2 separate regions of the Homo sapiens genome follow, and region 1 is linked to region 2. A link is a loop called in an ENCODE intact Hi-C map of the cell type or tissue named here. Cell type or tissue: IMR-90. All regions are shown on one strand. Each heading gives the region's core, and the rest is flanking DNA. Links, peaks and the distances in the headings are about the cores only. Region 1 overlaps PTPN21 (protein tyrosine phosphatase non-receptor type 21). Region 2 overlaps SPATA7 (spermatogenesis associated 7).

What was found. Peaks named below come from ENCODE experiments on the same cell type or tissue, not always from the same donor. Only the 100,000 strongest peaks of a DNase experiment are listed, where the experiment ranks them.
Region 1: it touches region 2 in a loop (5-fold over the local background); 2 of 110 quality-filtered maps call a loop at or near these places.

What each region holds. Positions count from the first base shown.
Region 1 is chr14:88,464,617-88,472,962 of GRCh38, forward strand. It overlaps PTPN21 (protein tyrosine phosphatase non-receptor type 21), which reads right to left. Exons shown (of 19, transcript NM_007039.4): 15 at 7,628-7,849; 16 at 5,306-5,434; 17 at 4,883-5,117; 18 at 4,300-4,460; 19 at 1,162-3,649. The coding sequence ends at 3,521. It also overlaps a transcript of SPATA7 not described here. Among named protein-coding and RNA genes, the nearest start is that of SPATA7, 83 kb to the left of the region's middle. In IMR-90, for the core only: no CTCF peak of the experiment used is centred there; DNase peaks (open chromatin) are centred at 3,955 and 6,755; H3K27ac peaks cover 3,084 bases.
Region 2 is chr14:88,389,343-88,397,688 of GRCh38, forward strand. It overlaps SPATA7 (spermatogenesis associated 7), which reads left to right. Exons shown (of 12, transcript NM_018418.5): 2 at 2,039-2,113; 3 at 4,051-4,146; 4 at 6,814-6,861. Among named protein-coding and RNA genes, the nearest start is that of SPATA7, 7.9 kb to the left of the region's middle. In IMR-90, for the core only: no CTCF peak of the experiment used is centred there; a DNase peak (open chromatin) is centred at 3,449; H3K27ac peaks cover 3,279 bases.

The sequences.
Region 1 (8,346 bases), core at 196-8,195, 75 kb after region 2:
CTACTTGGGAGGCCAAGGCAGGAGAATTGCTTGAACCCAGAAGGTGGAGGTTTCAGTAAGCCGAGATCGTGCCACTGCACTCCAGCCTGGGTGACAGAACGAAACTCCGTCTCAAAAAAGAAAAAAAAAGTCTTATTTACAATAATTTCCTGTTTCCATTTCTTTATGCAAATCTCAAATAATAAACCTGCTCTTGGCAAGCTGCAGCTAATCTCCAGTTTATATTACTGTACATAGTTGTATATTTAAATTTTCTTAATATTGTGAACATTTAACATCTCAACCCTTCTGAAATGACTGATGGTGAAAGCTTCACAGAAAAGCTGGCCACGTCATGCTGTCGCCACTCAGTCCCACAACACCACACTCTCCTCCCTCCTCCTCCTGTTTCTGGCTAGACATTGCTTTCTGGACGTTTCTAAGGAAGCACAGGCCCAGCTTCTAATTCGACCAAAGGGTTTTAAAGTCTAAGTTCTAGCATTTTCTGAATGCTTCACAGTAGATGTTCCAGAAGAAATTAATGACTACAATAAGCATTCCAAATGATATTCTAAAATGAGGACTTTCTGGCTGGACACAGTGGCTCACGCCTGTAATCCCAGCACTTTGGGAGGCCGAGGCAGACAGATCACTTGAGGTCAGGAGTTGGAGACCAGCCTGGCCAACATGGTGAAACCCCGTCTCCACTAAAAATACAAAAATTAGCCGGGCATAGTGGTGCATGCCTGTAATCCCAGCTACTCAGGAGGCTGAGGCAGGAGAATCACTCGAACCCAGGAGGCAGAGGTTGCAGTGAGCCGAGATCATGCCACTGCACTGTAGCCTGGGCAATAGAGCAAGACTCCGTCTCAAAAATAAAAAATAAAATGAGTACTTTCTGTGCTCAAAACTACCAACTAAGCTAAACTATTTCATCAAAAGACCCCACTAATCAGGAAAACTGATACCAGAGATACCAAAATTGATCAGTGGAAAACAGTGGTTTATAACTCTACGTTTTGTGGAAGTGCACATTTTGATAATTCTTATTAAAAGACACTAAGATACATGAAGCATTGTGTAAGTTTGGCAGACATTAATATACTCATTTCAGAGGCAGTAAACCTATGAACCCTTAATGTTCTAGTTTGCTCTTGAAAATGATACTATTTCAAAGCTCAGTAATGTGGATAGATTTTTATTCAGAAATCCTTTCATATTCACTAACTGCAATTAAAAGTTTAAAATTACATGGCTCTTAGGAATGACGCCAAACATGCAACATTTTAAGAGTAATATTAAACAGTAATTTTGCCCTCAGAAGTTTACTTATCAAATTATTACAACAGGAACACAAATAGACCACATATTACTCTTTAATTAGATTTGTTTTACAATATGTTCTTGTCAACGAGCTATGTCAAACTGTTTGTTTAAACCTGACAGAAAAGCATTTTCACAAAAACGTACCATGGAGAGGGAGGGGGAGGGGAAGAAGCACTTTTTCTAGAGATGGAAAATAGTTCCAGTAAAAAGTTCTTATTCCTTTCTTCTAAGGAGCTCGTTCTGAATATTTTCACTTAGTTCTACTGTTCTTTAAACAGGACTTTAAAAAGAATTTTGTATTTACAAAATTTACATTTTGTTCCTACAAAATGTAATTTTTTAATTTTGTAAAATAAAAATGTAAAATTTTAATTTTGTTCCTACATGAGAAGTGTGCGTACTTTCAATTAGTTTTCATTAATATCTTCTGAGTTTTCCTCTTAGGTGGTTGGTTTCTGGGTAAGGCAGAGTTAGGCTGGTGCACACACTATTTAGGAAGTCCTGTCTCGTGGCTGACAACATACATGTAGTGCTCAAGGAAGTGAGTTAAGGAGTGACATGGGAATCAAAATGATGCCTAGAATAGTGTAATTTGGGAAACAGCCCTAGATTTGACATTTTGGAAGTTCACTGTAAGAAGAGACCCCAAAAAGAAGGAAAAGGGAAAGGGTTCCTCAGCTAAATATCCCACTCATCCATGCCTACTCAGCGGTCACTGTGACAAGGCCATCTTAATCGGGGCCAGAGATGACACTCTCCCCCTGTAACTCAGCCTGGCTCTGTCTATTGGGATGTGCCTAAATGGGATGGGTGAGGGGGCACTAAACAGCTAACACTGGCCAGGGAATTATTAAGGAGCTAAAATGCAAGTACCTCTTGAATACCACAGCAATCTCTGTGCACAAATTTGGACTGTACTTTTTGGGAGAAGAGGTGAAAACTATTATTAACTATTCCCTTCCTTCAACCAAAAGGAAAAATACGCCTCTTTAAGGCTTCTTTTAATGATACTATAATGCTGAATTTATTTATGAAAAAGAAACAATACAGGTTGAGGTGGGAAAAGCCCCAAGGAAACGGAGTAAGTCACTGGCGGTCACAGGACTTGAATTCCCTGGGGACAGTGCTGTGGGGTCCCCTGCTCGCCATCCCAGCACCTCAGTCTGAGTATAGATAATACTGCATTTTTGTAAAGACGAAGGCATCCTGCATTTACCATCACACTCCACCTACTCTTGTCCTAGTCATCTTACATACTCTTAGTCCTTAATCTCTCCCAAAACGCTTCTCAGCGCCCATTGTTATTGTGTCATCTACAAAGCAACACATATATTAAAACTCAGATTTGTTTTTAACAAAAAAGTGCTTAAAACCACCCTAGGCAATTGTTTTTCACTTCATTTTCAACCAATAAAATCAAATTCATTTAGATCTATGAATAATACTGAAAAAATAATGCTTATTCTCTTACATTTTAAATAATGTGCCTTCATCCTCAACTTTACATTAACTGACTCATTTCAGTATCTAAATGAATTGAGCTCTCATTTGAAAAACAGAAGGTACAACTATATAGAATTTTTAGGATAAAAAATGTTCTGGATAGAAAAATCCTTTTGATGTTTCAAAATAACACAGATTCTCAGTATAGTTTTCAGTTTGGCAACTAAACCATTATTAAGTACCCAAGGTTTTTAAAAAATAACAAAAGATAATAACATGATTTTTAAATACAAAGTTATATAGGAGCAACTCATATCTGTGGATCATCCTTACACAAAGTTGTTTCTCACTAGAAAAATCCCTAAATATTTGTCATAAAATAAAAACTCCATTATCAAAAATTAGTTTAAGATAGAAATCTATGCACTTTAATGATTGCCAGAATTGCCCAGCATAGCTTCAGTAAAATAGAGAATTGTCTAGAAAATACAATCTCCAAAATGTGTGCAAGTACTGCAAACCGGACAGACCGGGGCAGGGCAAGGCCCTTGAAACCAAGTCCTCCTTGAGCACCTTTCCCAGGTTAGAAACCCCTCTTCAGCCTGTGCTTCGCACGTTTCCTTCAGCGTGCCGCCATTCAGACTGCGCCACTTACGTCCCAGTGCCACGCTGCGTGGATCAAGTGTCAACGGGAAAGTATGAGTTAGGCAAGCGCTTTTTTTTTAAGCTGTAAACGCTTCACATGACTGGCCCCGTAAGAAATTGTGGGAGCTTAGATGAGCCTGGAGCTTTTCAGGAACTGGATGAGGACTCTGTACACAAATGTGTACTGGCAGAGAGTCTGCACCAGCATCATTCTCTGTTGCCTCAGCATGTCCAGCACTCTCGGGATGTCCAGCACCTAGGTTGAGAGAAACGGTAATGAAGATAATGTGTTCCCCTGGGGAGACAGAAAGGATGGGAGGACACGAGTGTCCTGGCAGAAACCTGGTTGGGAGATGGACAGTCTCTTTTCCACCTTAGCGTCTTCTAGAAATAAGCCATGATTGCCTACTTCTGATTTTCTGATTAGTTTTAGCTATAAATAGAATGTCCATGCAGACTATTTCTTCAACATTCCCCAGGTGTAGCTCACTGACTTTGTATGGTTGGACATAATTACCATGTCTCACTAAATACCAAAATTATACAAAAACATAGTGTGCTAAGTGCTATCAGTATCTAGCTATTTCCCTCAAGGGCTCTGGGCAGCATGAATCATCCTTGAAATGTAAACAGAAAAAGAATTCTGAGCTCAAATTTGAAAAACCCTGGGCAAGTAAAACAAAATTAAACAGCTTTATTTATCGTATGACTTCTTAGTCTTTAATATGCTAATTGGTACTGAGACTCTCCAAGAAGACACAGCCTTTTGCAGGGAACATTAGTAACATCTTGAGGCCACCACAGTCCAAGGAAATGTGCGCAAAAAGAGCTATTAAGTCACTATGTCCCTCTCTTCCCCAGCCTCATTTCCACCCAAAAAGGCCAGGTGATCATAAGCGCCATCACCTCATTGTGTTCCAGGCAGGCGATCATGATCTCCGACAAAATCACCACGCCAGTCCTTCCTACCCCAGCACTGCAGTGGACCAACAACGGAGGGTTGGGGCTTTGGGGATCACTTGTGCTATTTGTATGGCGTCGAACAGACTGGATCTCTTCAAGATATGCTGTGGAAAATCAATGAAATAGAAAAGTACTCAAGGATCAAGGCGTATCACATTGTTGACTCAATCTTCATATTCTCTCCACTGATTAAGAGGACTGCAGATAAAGAGCACTGGGTGCCAGTGAACCAAACCCAACCACAAAGGGACAGTGTGACCCTGAGCAAGTCACTACCTCTGTCCACTTTCTGATCTACAAAATGAAATGACGGAGATACTGAGTCAGCTGTGGCATTCTACTCACTACCAAATCATAATTTATAAACCTCGTTAACCCTCCCCAAAACACTTGTATTCTTTATGTTAAAACAAGTCCGAAGCTTATATGAGATAACATAAAGGAAATATTTCGGAAACATAAATGTTCCTCTCTGTTTAACACCTCCAGAGGCAGCTGTCCTCGGAACAAAGTTAAAGTCACTCACATAAAAATCCCTTGAGGTCTTCTGGACAGCCATGTTCAGGCCAGTCTGTGTATTGGAGGTGCCAGACGGTCCTCTCTTGCCCAGTAAGGAGGTGCTTCATCTTCAGGCCTGTGGTGGCATAGCAGCCAGAGTCTGTGCGGAACCGGGTCGTGATCTTAAACCTTCCATAGGTGACAGTGTTGTGCCTGGAACCAAGTCGTGGCCAGTACCTAAAGCTCTTCTCCCTTCCACCCTCCTGTTAAAGATGAGCATGGTTAAATGACTCGAGATCCGGCAATGGATGCCTTTCTCACATAGACGGCACATCTGAAACAGAACCACAACCCTACCCTGCCTTTTTCTCCACAGGTCAGGATTCCAGATGATTAACATTAACTGTTCTTCAGAGGCTGAGAAAATCACTTAAGAGAAATAAGTACCTACCTCTTCTGCTGTCACCATTGCTATAATTGCAATTCCCTGTTCCCATACCATCTGCCAAAAATCTTGACAGGTATTCTGTAATGGTCCCTGTGTGGCAATATAATCCCATTCGATTCCACTGACAGAGACCTGGGATTAGAAAAGGTTAAAAAAATTGATGTGTGGGTATAATATACATAGGTATGTATGCATGCATTCATGGTAGTACTAAAAAAGTTTTTTTAAAAAAGTAAAAAGTAAAAAAGTAGTAAACTGGATTATTCAGCAGAATAAGGAAAGACTTTTCATCTTTTCCCTTGTGAATACAATTTGCATTACTGACATTTTTATAAACTTAGGTACTGTGAATATACATAATATCTATGCAACCTGTTTAACCTTGCTGAATGTCAGTTCTCATTTATACAATAAAGATACTGCCTACCGTCATAGGGTCATTGTGAGGACTGAGTCAGTATCTATGGTACCTGGCACATAACTCAATAAGTAGCTGTTATTGCAGACATGGTGCCTCTTCTTTAAAAAAAACCTTCCTACTTAAGATAGTCTCACCTCTGAACTTCTGAGTCAAGGTCACTCTCCACAATAATATTAAGTTTCCACTTCAGATTTAACTTCCTTGAGAGCAGTCTAATACAACAGTAATTACTAGATTTGTGGTTAAGAGACCTGGGTTAAATCTTGGCTTCACCAATATTGAGTGACGACAATAACTGTCTCCAAACACTCACTAAACGTAAAACCCAGTGCCAAGCCTTGTGCCACACGCACTCTCACTCAGGGCTGCCAGCCCCCTAGTCACCGCTCCACATCGTCTCACTGAGCACCCAGTGGCTGCCACTGTGGATGAGTACCAGGTTATAACAGTGAATAAACACTAGGGAGGAGGAGGGGACTAGTGAGAAGCTGGCAGGGTAGGTGTCATCATTTATTTATTTCCATGTAAGTGAGATGAGGTCCCACAACACAGCTTATAAAGTGAGGTCCCACCTCATTTTAGATCTAGGCGTCAGACCCAGGTCTATCAAATTCTTTCCTCTATTCTGCAAGTGGCTGCTGAAGATTTTGAAATATCACTACAGAACTACAGTATCATTCATTCTTATCCATCTAGTCATGAGAGACTGGATGAGTTATTTCAAGGAAATGCTCGGTTTTTAAGTAAATTATGCTGATATTATATTTAAAAACAAAATAGTATGTGCATAGATTCCCAAAAGCCATCAAGGGGTACTGGCATTCACAGGCAGACTGCCAGTCTCCAGAAAGCCTTGGTGTCAGCTTGTTCCCTTCTCAAATAATACTTGCAAACTAAAGAAAAAAACCACCACCTGTCCACAGTTACTCATTCACTCACCATGAGATTTCTCCTTCCCAAAATAAAGAATTGAATGTGGCCAGCATGAACAAAGGGTACAATGAGGAAGAGGGAACATCTGGCTTTATTCCATCATGTGTTGTGAATCATCATTTTGTCCATTTTCATAGGAGTGATATTACCCCAGATAAGGTGCCAAGAACATACACTAGGGAAGGACAGCCTCTTAAATACATGGGACTGGGAAGACTGGATATCCATAAGCAGAAAAGTAAAACTGGACCCCCTATCTCTCACCATAAACATTACCCCAGTTTAATGGCATTATACTGGTTCCAGGAAAAAAGCACTTCTTCAAAGAAAAAAAATGATACTTAAAAATTATTATAAAGAGTATGTAAAGAGAACAGATGGCACCTTGGTAAGTTGAAAGCTTTTGTGAACACCATCAAAAAGCCCAGACACTTTTGTTACATAAAAATGCATGTCAGTATGTGATGAGGAAAAACTAGCAATTCAGTGGCTCCCAGAATTTATGAGCTAAAAAGAGGTCTTCAGATTTAGAAGGACAAAGTTCTAAAGCCAGGCAACACAAGGTCAAGGCTGTAGGGAGCCATGATCATACCACTGCACTCCACCTGTCTGGGCGACAGAGCAAGACTCTATCTCAAAAAAGGCAAAAGAAAAAAAAAAAAGCCGGGCAAATAAGTGCGCCCTGAGTCCTGGTAACAGTGTTGGGGGCAGAGTGGTTTCGCACATGGAGAGTAGACATGACTTTGGCTCTGTCTGATAGACGCTTTTTATCTAGCACTGGTATGTGGATTTCCCAGCTTGCAGTACAGTTTGTCACAAATGTTTAAAACTAGGGTGTTTATCTAAAACAATACAATAAAAATAAATTTTAAAATATCTGAATTCTAAACAGACATGAATACAATTCTTACCATTCTTGTAACTTAACTGAAACTGCATGTGCTGTTGATTACTTGAGGCGTTCCTCTCACCTTAATATGTGATGCGTTGATGTAACCAGTGTTGTTTTCTTTAGTTGGGACCAACTCCACTCTCACATCATCATAAGGAAGAACATCTTGGAATCGATTTCTTTCTGCATTTTCAGGGAGTCGTGCTGTTGAGCACTCCCCATCAACTAGCCGTTTCTTAAGAATTCTTTCATATTCTGTGAATACCATTCCTTGTTCTAATCGTTGTTCCAGAATTTTACACTATAAAACAGAATATGTGTAATAACATGAATACAGCCACACGTCGTGGCTACCTTTTGACTGTATATTTGAAATCTTGTTTTCTGCTTCAAATCTAGCACTGTATAATATTGAAAATTCTAGGTTGGGCACGGTGTCTCATGCCTGTAATCCCTGCACTTTGGGAGGCCAAGGAGGGAGGATCACTTGAGCCTAGGAGTTCAGGACCAGCCTGAGAAACACAGTGAGACCCCGTCTCTGCAAAAAATTAAAAAACGAGCCAGGTGTGGTGGTGCATGCCTGTGGTCCCATCTACTTGGGAGGATGAGGCAGGAGGATTGCTTGAGCCCAGGAGGTTGAGGCTGCAGTGAACCATGAGAACCTATCTCAAAAAAACCAAACCAAAACCAAAACAGAAACAAAATTCTAGGTGAAAATGAAGTTAAAATTTTAAAAAGCCACAACAACAAGAGTTAAAAGAACAAAAGACAATCATTTTGGTGAGAAATATAATGCAA
Region 2 (8,346 bases), core at 53-8,052:
ACAGGCACACACCACCACACCCAGCTAATTTTGTATTTTTTTGTGCAGTTAGAGTTTCGCCATGTTGTCCAGGCTGGTCTTTGAACTTCTGGGCTTAGGTGATCAGCCTGCCTCAGTCTCCCAAAGTGCTGGGATTACAAGCACGAGCCATTGTGCTCAGCCCTAATTCTGTCATTTTTAATATGACATGTATCTATAGGAATATTAGAAACCAATGAGTATATGCCTTGGTGTACGTCTGATGGTAAATAGACAAGGGAACATAGACATCAAGGAACATCTAAATTCCATGTTTGTTCTTATCACCATCTTATGCTAAAGAGCAGCTGGATTGATTCCTGGGGCCAAATATTAACCACCTTGTTCACAGCTGTCACTTACAGATGGGTGGGGAAGCATTTCTATCCAGAGCATTATCACTAGGTTCCAGCCTTTTTTCATTCTCTTTTCATCCTTTCACACTTCTCTGGGTATACCTGTTTTTCCTTTTTCTGTGACCTATAGTGAAACATACATAGAATAGAATGGAATTTGGAGGGAATAAACTACATACAGCTGAGATATCTTCTTGGTCTGTTTCACATGATTTAGTAGCTTAGAACATGGTTCAAGTACTGAGCAGTTTATATTGGTCAAGATAGTGTAATGATTAAGACCCAGGAAACAGACTGCTTGGGTTCAGATCCCAAATCTGTCACATTCTTGTGTAATCTTTGGCAAATTACAAGTTTAACCTCTGTGCTTCAATTACCCTCATCTATAAAGTAGGGAGAATTATAGTATTGTAAGGATTAAATGAATTTATACCAGCAAAGTGCTTGGAGCACTGCCTGGCAGGGTTACCACTCAATAAATTAGCCTTTTGACTACAAATGAAGAAATCAACTCATACTGGTTTAAGCTAAAATGGGAATTTTTTTTTTTTTTTGGCTAATGTAAAGAAACGTCTAGGGAAGGAAGAGCTTCAAACATGGTTGGCCTCAGGTACTCAAATGATGTCACCAAGAAATCGCTTTCTATCTTGGTTCCACTTGACTGTGTAGGCTTCATTCTCAGACAGGTTCCTTTATAAGGTTCAGGATGGCCACCAGCAATACAGGGCTTGCTTAGACCCTTCACTGGGTTTAGCAAGCCCAGTGAAATGAAAGTACCTTTCCTAATAGTTCCTGTCAAAGGCCCAGGATTGTGTATCTCATGTTGGGACTTGGATCGCATAGCATTGCTGACGCTGTCAACACAGCTGTCCACATTTGGGTTTTATGCCTAACCCTGACAGTGGGGTCAGCTCTATTTGAACCACCTGGGCTAAGAGTAAGGGAAGAGTCGCCCAAAGGAAAGTTGAGTTGTCATTTCCAGGTGAAGAGGCATTGAATTCTGGACAAGAAAAAAGTCACAGTTCTTTCTATCTGGAGAAATGAGGTTTTTCTGAGAGTTTGTTGGTATTTTTTCTTATGTTTAGGTCTTACCCTCCTTCTTTCTTGGTAGAAGCTATGCTCATTTCATGACTATCTTTTTTCCCAGTTCAGATGGCATCACCTTGACTTGTATTGTCCTAAATATTTTTTTCCTTCCTGCACTCTGACCTGTGACATAGAAAGAGCTTCATAGATATTCTGACCTCAGTTTGTTTTTCTGTTTTAATCTATTCTGACAAGCTTTGTTCTCTGGTCTTAGATTTTAGTTCTCCTAGCTCGATACTTCTTTTTTCTATATTTAGTCATCCATATATCTTCTAGACTTTCTATGTGTCCTCCTTGTTATAGCTTTTAACAGCCCACCTGATAGCAAACTAGCCATCTTACCCTCTTAAAACATCTCTGTTTGGGGGATAAAGCATTTATATTTTGCATATTAAATTACATTTAATGCTGTAACTCAGACTTCCTGTTTTGGAGATTACTACTAAAAACGCAATCACCTTTTAGGAAAGAAATTATTTTGTGATAAATTTATTATTTAAAAAATATTGAATATTGTTGTTTTTGTAAAAGTTGTGTTTCATTTATCCTAATTTATGATTTTTTTTTCTTGTTAAAAGTCAGAGCAACCTCTGTCCTTCCCAGATATGGTCCACCGTGCCTATTTAAAGGACACTTGAGCACCAAAAGTAATGGTAAGTGAGGTGCTTAAAACGGCAGCTTTGTTAGAAGATTGTCTGAGTGTTTCCTTTACTGGCAAATTATATGACATGATGGAAAAATTGTTTCATTTGACGAATATTTGAACTTCATATTATTAATTTTAATGAAATATAGGCGTTCTTGAGATTAGAGAATTTTGGAGTCTATGATTTCAAACTATTATTGTGCCCTGGATGTGGACTTGGCTGTCTCCTGCTCCCAGCTGCTACAGCAGCCCAGCTCTACTTTTGCCAGGAAACTACCCTGATTTAAGGCATACCTGCCTTGTTAAAATGGTGAGTAGCAGGTATTAAAGACGCAAGCACTGAAAAGGAAAAGCTGTGCAGAGAAAAAGAGCACTTGAATAATACATTTCCTATTAGGAGCAAAGGCCTATGGGCCTCTTTATCCAACTGGATTTCTAGGTGCTGTGATATTTTTATATTTTAAAGCTTTCAAGGTACATTTTTAAGGTAGGTTTTAAAATAAATTTTTGTAATTATACCTTAGAAGTATAAGTCTATGTCCTTAGGCAAAATAATTAAAGCCTTATTTTCCTTATTTACAGGAAAAATCTTTGATACTGTTACCTCCAAATGTGGTGGAAGGATCTCATTTTCAGTTGCCTCACTTATTTCTTTGTATTACAGTGTATTTTTTAAAGTTTATGATTGTGGCTATGTATGTATGTAACATATATATGTATGTAACATAGCCATAATGATAAACTTTAAAAACTAAATTTTAAATAAAAAGTTAAAACTAGATTTAAAATATACATACATAGAAATCAGGATAAAGAACAATATGTAAAGTTTGCTAACTTTCTTTTAAAGAATATATATATAGAGCTGGTATAGGTATGGTGGTTTTAAGTATGAGGCTGCCTTGGATCACATGGAAGCTGCATCCTTTATCAGCAGTGTAACCTTGAAGATGTAACTCATATCTCTGTGCCTCAGTTTTCACTTCGATTAAATGATAATAATAATGACTAGATAAGTTTATACATATAAAGAGTTTAGAACAATGCATGGTAAATGGCATTTATTCAGTAAATATTTTTAGTAGTGGCATCAAGCTCGTAATTATTGCATAGGCTTGTATTATGCACAGAGTCTCTGGAAGGATGCATTTAAACAGTAACATAGTATATTTCTGGGAAGGGAGACTAAAGGTCAGGGTAGAGAAATCACTTCTTTTTCAAACTCCATATGCCATTTTAGCTGTTGAATTTTTTTAACCACATTGCGTGTATTACTTCTCAAAAACTGTTTTTAATGTTTAAAAAAGCTTTGCCTATATTTATATTTTATACTTGTGTGTAAGTGCTTAACTATTTCTAAGATTTCTTTTAAACAGTTTGAATGAGGACCAAGGAGTTTAATGTCATGGAATTTCTTTGCGATTACACTTGTTATAAGATAGTTTTAGTACTTCAAAAAGAATGTAGTAAACTGGTATGTAGATCTTGTTTTCAGGTTTAAGTTAGAAATTTGCTTCTTGGAATATAATTTTTGTATGTAGGGTTTTGGGATTTGGTAGTCATTGAATTTCTGAAATTCCGTTGATTAAGTATTAACAATGGTAACTAATTAAGCAAGCAGCTAAACATCCTTAGTTAGAAGATTGAGAGCTGTCAAAAAAAAAATAGTTCTGTAAATGTAATGACAGATCATATCCTAGAATCTCTTCCCCAGAGTCTCAGGCTTGTAAAATTTTATTCTCAGGAAGGTTTGAACCCAAATGGTCAATAGCTCATTGGCATTATCAGTGCAAGATTAAAGCTTCACATCACAATGTCATATATCAATATCTCTGGTTGAATTTCAGAACATTTTATAAGAATGAGTTAAATAATCAGTGCCTTGTTTATCTCATGATTTTTATATTAGTTTTAAATATATAATGATTATGTTTTAATTTTTAGCTTTTTGCACTGACTCCTCTTCTCTCAGACTAAGCACTCTCCAGCTGGTCAAGAATCACATGGCTGTTCACTATAATAAAATCCTTTCAGCCAAAGGTAAAAATGTGCAAATGTGAACTCTCTGTACTCAATTTAAACCTCCAGCTTCACTTCTCATTAAAATATATCTATAGCAAAAATGAATACCTTATATATATGAGAGGATTTGTATTTGTTTGGTTTAGTGTGATACAAACTATTGACTCTAGGTACTTAGCAAATTCATACCCATTTTTGTTAACTATATTTGAAATCTATATATTGCCTATTTTATTTCGTTTTTTATCTCTATTGCTAATAATATTTTGTTAGATATTGCTTTTAATATGAAAATATATAATCTGCTTTTTTGTTTACACATCTATGGAAGTTGCACAAAGAAGATGCTATTTTTCTGTTTAATTTTTTTCTTTTGTCAGCTTTATTGAGATAAAACTTACATTATAAAATGCATTGATTATAATGTGTACAGATAAATATTTTGAAAAATGAACACATTTGTATAAATACTACTACAACCATGCTGTAAAACAGGAATCAGCTAACTACACCGTTCAGGCCAAACCCTCCTACCACCTGTTTCTGTACAGCCCATGAACTAAGAATGGTGTTCATATTTTTAAATGGTAGCAAAAAATTTAAAAAAAAGTATTTTGTGACCTGAAATTCAAATGTAGTTATCCATAGACAAACAATCATTTTCAATCTTTTACATATTGTCTGTGGCAGCTTTTACACTAAAAAGCAGAGTTGACCAGTTGTAACAGACTGTATCACCCTGCAAATCCTGAAGCATTTGCTACCTGGCCCTTTGTAGAAAAAATTTGCCAACCCTTGATATAGAAAAAGTCCATTACCTCAAAGAGTTCCCCCTAGTCCTTTGCCGTCAGTCCCCTCCTGACAAATCCCTGGCAACCACTGATCTGCTCTTTCGCCTATAGTTTTACCTTTTCTATAAGTTCATAGAAATGGAATCATGTATCGTTTTGGGTCTGGCTTTTTTCAGTTATCTTAATGATCTTGAGACTAATTCACACTGTTCTGTGTACCACCATTTATTCTTTTGTATTGTTAAGGAGTATTTCATTTAATGAATAGACCACAATTTGTTTATGATTCACCAGTTGTTAAACATTTGGATTGTTTTGACTCACTTTTGGCCATTAGGAATAAAGCTGCTATAAACATTCACATATAATTTTGGCGCATGTGTTTACGTTTCACTCGGGTAAATTTATGTGTCAGGAGTAGAACTGTGAGGTAATATATTAAGTATAAGTTTAATTTTATAAGAAACTACAGTTTTCCAGAGTGAATATACCATTTACATTTCCATTACTTCTGCACCCTTACCAACCCTTGGCGTTGACAGTCCTTTTTTAACCATTCTAGTGAATATGAAATAGTATCACTTCATAGTTTTAGTTTGCATTTCCCTGATTTCTAGTGATGTTGCCTTATTACTTCCCATCTGTATATCTTCTTTGGTGAAATGACTGTTCAAATCTTTTACCCATTATTAAAAATGGGTTGTTTGTCTCTTTAGTATTAAGTTGTGAGTTTCTTTATATACAGATTCTATATCAGATATATGTTTTGCAGATATTTTTTTCCCAATCTGTAGCTGGTGTTTTCATTTTCTTGTTAAAATTCGTATTCTGGAGAAATTTTTAGACTTACATAAACATTTAAAAATTGTATAGGGAGTTACCATATACCCTGTACTCTGCTCTTCCACTAATGTTAAAAATCTTAAAAACCGTGGTATAGTTATCAAAACCAGGAAATCAATATTGATGCAATCCCATTAACTACAGACCTTATTTGAATTTCACCAATTTTTGACTAATGTCTTTTAAATTTTTATTTTCTCATTTAAATAGCTAAAGTTTTTAAATTTTAGTTTATATTTTATGATGCTTATATTTTTAAATGACTAAAAAAACAAAAGAAAAATATTTTGTGACATGAAAATCGTGAAGTCGTTTAGTTTTTTAGTTTTATAAACTAAACAGGTTATTTCATAACCTGTTCAAGAAATATTTGCCTAACCTTAGGTCACTCAGAATTTCTTAATATGTTTTCTTCTAGAAGTTTTAAAGTTTTAGCCCTTACATTTAAATTTGCGATCCATTTTGAGTTAGTTTTTGTATATGGTGTGATATAAGGGTTTTGAGGTTTTTTGTTTGTTTTGTTTTTTTGCCTCTTCATATCCAAATTTCCCAGTACCATTTGTTGAAGAGGTTATCTTTTCTCTATTTAATTGTCCTAGTACTTTTTGAAAGTCAGTTGACCATATGTGTGGGTCTGTTTCTGGACTTAACTCCTTGGTTCTGTTGATCTATATGTCTATCTTTAAGCCCCATGCCACACTGCCTTAATTATTGTAGCATTACAGTAAGTCTTGAAATCAGGTAGTGTAAGTCTTCCATTTTGCTTTTTTTTCCCCAAGCTTGTTTTGGGACTACATTATAAGTATGTTAAGTCTGTTTCATTTTGAGTAGTTTATATTGCTATGTCTTCAAGTTCACTAGTATTTTCTTCTGCAGTATTGAATGAGTTATTAATCCCAACAGTGTATTTTTAATCAAGGATCTTGTGTTTTCCATCGCTAGAAGTATGATAAACAGCTGCAAGGTCTGGAACATTTTGTGATTTCCACATTTGGTATTTGTCATTTATAAATACTGACAATATTATTAAACTATTACCTTTCTCTTTCAGCTGCAGTAGACTGCTCGGTTCCAGTAAGCGTGAGTACCAGCATAAAGTGTAAGTAATTTTTGGACATTATTACCTTTTTAAAAAAAAATTAAGGTAAATATACATAACATAAAATTTACTGTCTTAACCATTTTTAAGTGTCCAGTTCAATATTAAGTACATTAATATTGTGGTACAATGATAACTACTACCTCCAGAACTCTCTTTATACTGCAAAACTGAAATTCCTGTGCCACATAAACAATAATTTCCTCCCATAGGCCCTGGAAACCAACATTCTTTTCTATCACTATGAATTTGACTACTGTCACCATTGTACTTACTATCTCTATGAATCTATTTTAGGTACCTTATATAAGTGGAATCATATCGTGTTTGTTCTGTTGTGACTGGCTTATTTCACCTAGCATGATGTTCTCAAGGTTCACCCATATTGTAATGAGTCAGAATCTCCTTTTTAAAGGCTGAATAAAATTCCATTCTGTGTATATACCACATTTTACTTATGCATTCGTCAGTTGATGGACACTTGAGTTACAGTCACCTTTTGGCTGTTGTGAATAAACTATACTGCTATGGACATGAGTATACAAATACCTCTTCAAGACCCTCCTTTTAAAGATTTTGGGTGTATATTTAGAAGTGGAATTGCTAAATCATATATTCTATTTTTAATTTTTTGAGAAACTACCATACTATTTTCTTTTCTTTTCTTTTTTCTTTTTTTTTTTTTGAGACAGGGTCTCACTCTATTGCCCTGGGGCTAAAGTGCAGTGGAACGATCTCACCTCACTGTAACCTCCACCTCCTGGGCTCAAGCAATCCTCCCACCTCAGCCTCCCAACAGCCTCCCAAGTAGGTGGGACTACAGGCGCAAGCCACCACGCACAGCTAATTTTGCCACAGCCTTTTTACATAGAGACAGGGTTTTACCATGTTGCCCAGGCTTGTCTCAAACTCCTGAGCTCAAGTGATCCACCTGACTCAGTCCCCCAAAGTGCTGGGATTATAGGCGTGAGCCACTGCACCCAGTGACCATATTGCTTTCTATAGCAGCTGCACCATTTTCCATTATGACTAATGATGCTCAAGTATTCAGATTTCCCCATGTCCTCCCCAACACTTGCTTTTTCCTATTTGTTTAATAGTAGCCATACTAAAAGGTGTTGACACATTGCCTTTTGAGAAAGCATTTCTAACTTAAAAATTATCCAAAAATACCCAGGCACAGTGGCTCACACCTATGGGAGACAGAGGCAAGTGGATCACTTGAGCCCAGGCATTTAAGAGTAGCCTAGGCAACATGGTGAAACCCTGTCTCTTCAAAAAATACAAAAATTAGCTGGATGTGGTGGCATGCAACTCTGGTCCCAGCTACTCAGGAGGCTAAGGTGGGAAGATTACTTGAGCCAGGGAGGTCAAGGCTGCAGTAAGCCATGATCATGCCACTGCACTCTGGCCTAGGTGACAGGGAGATGCTGTCTCAAGAAAAAAAAAAAAAAAGGAAAAAGAAAACCCATAATGTTGACACAG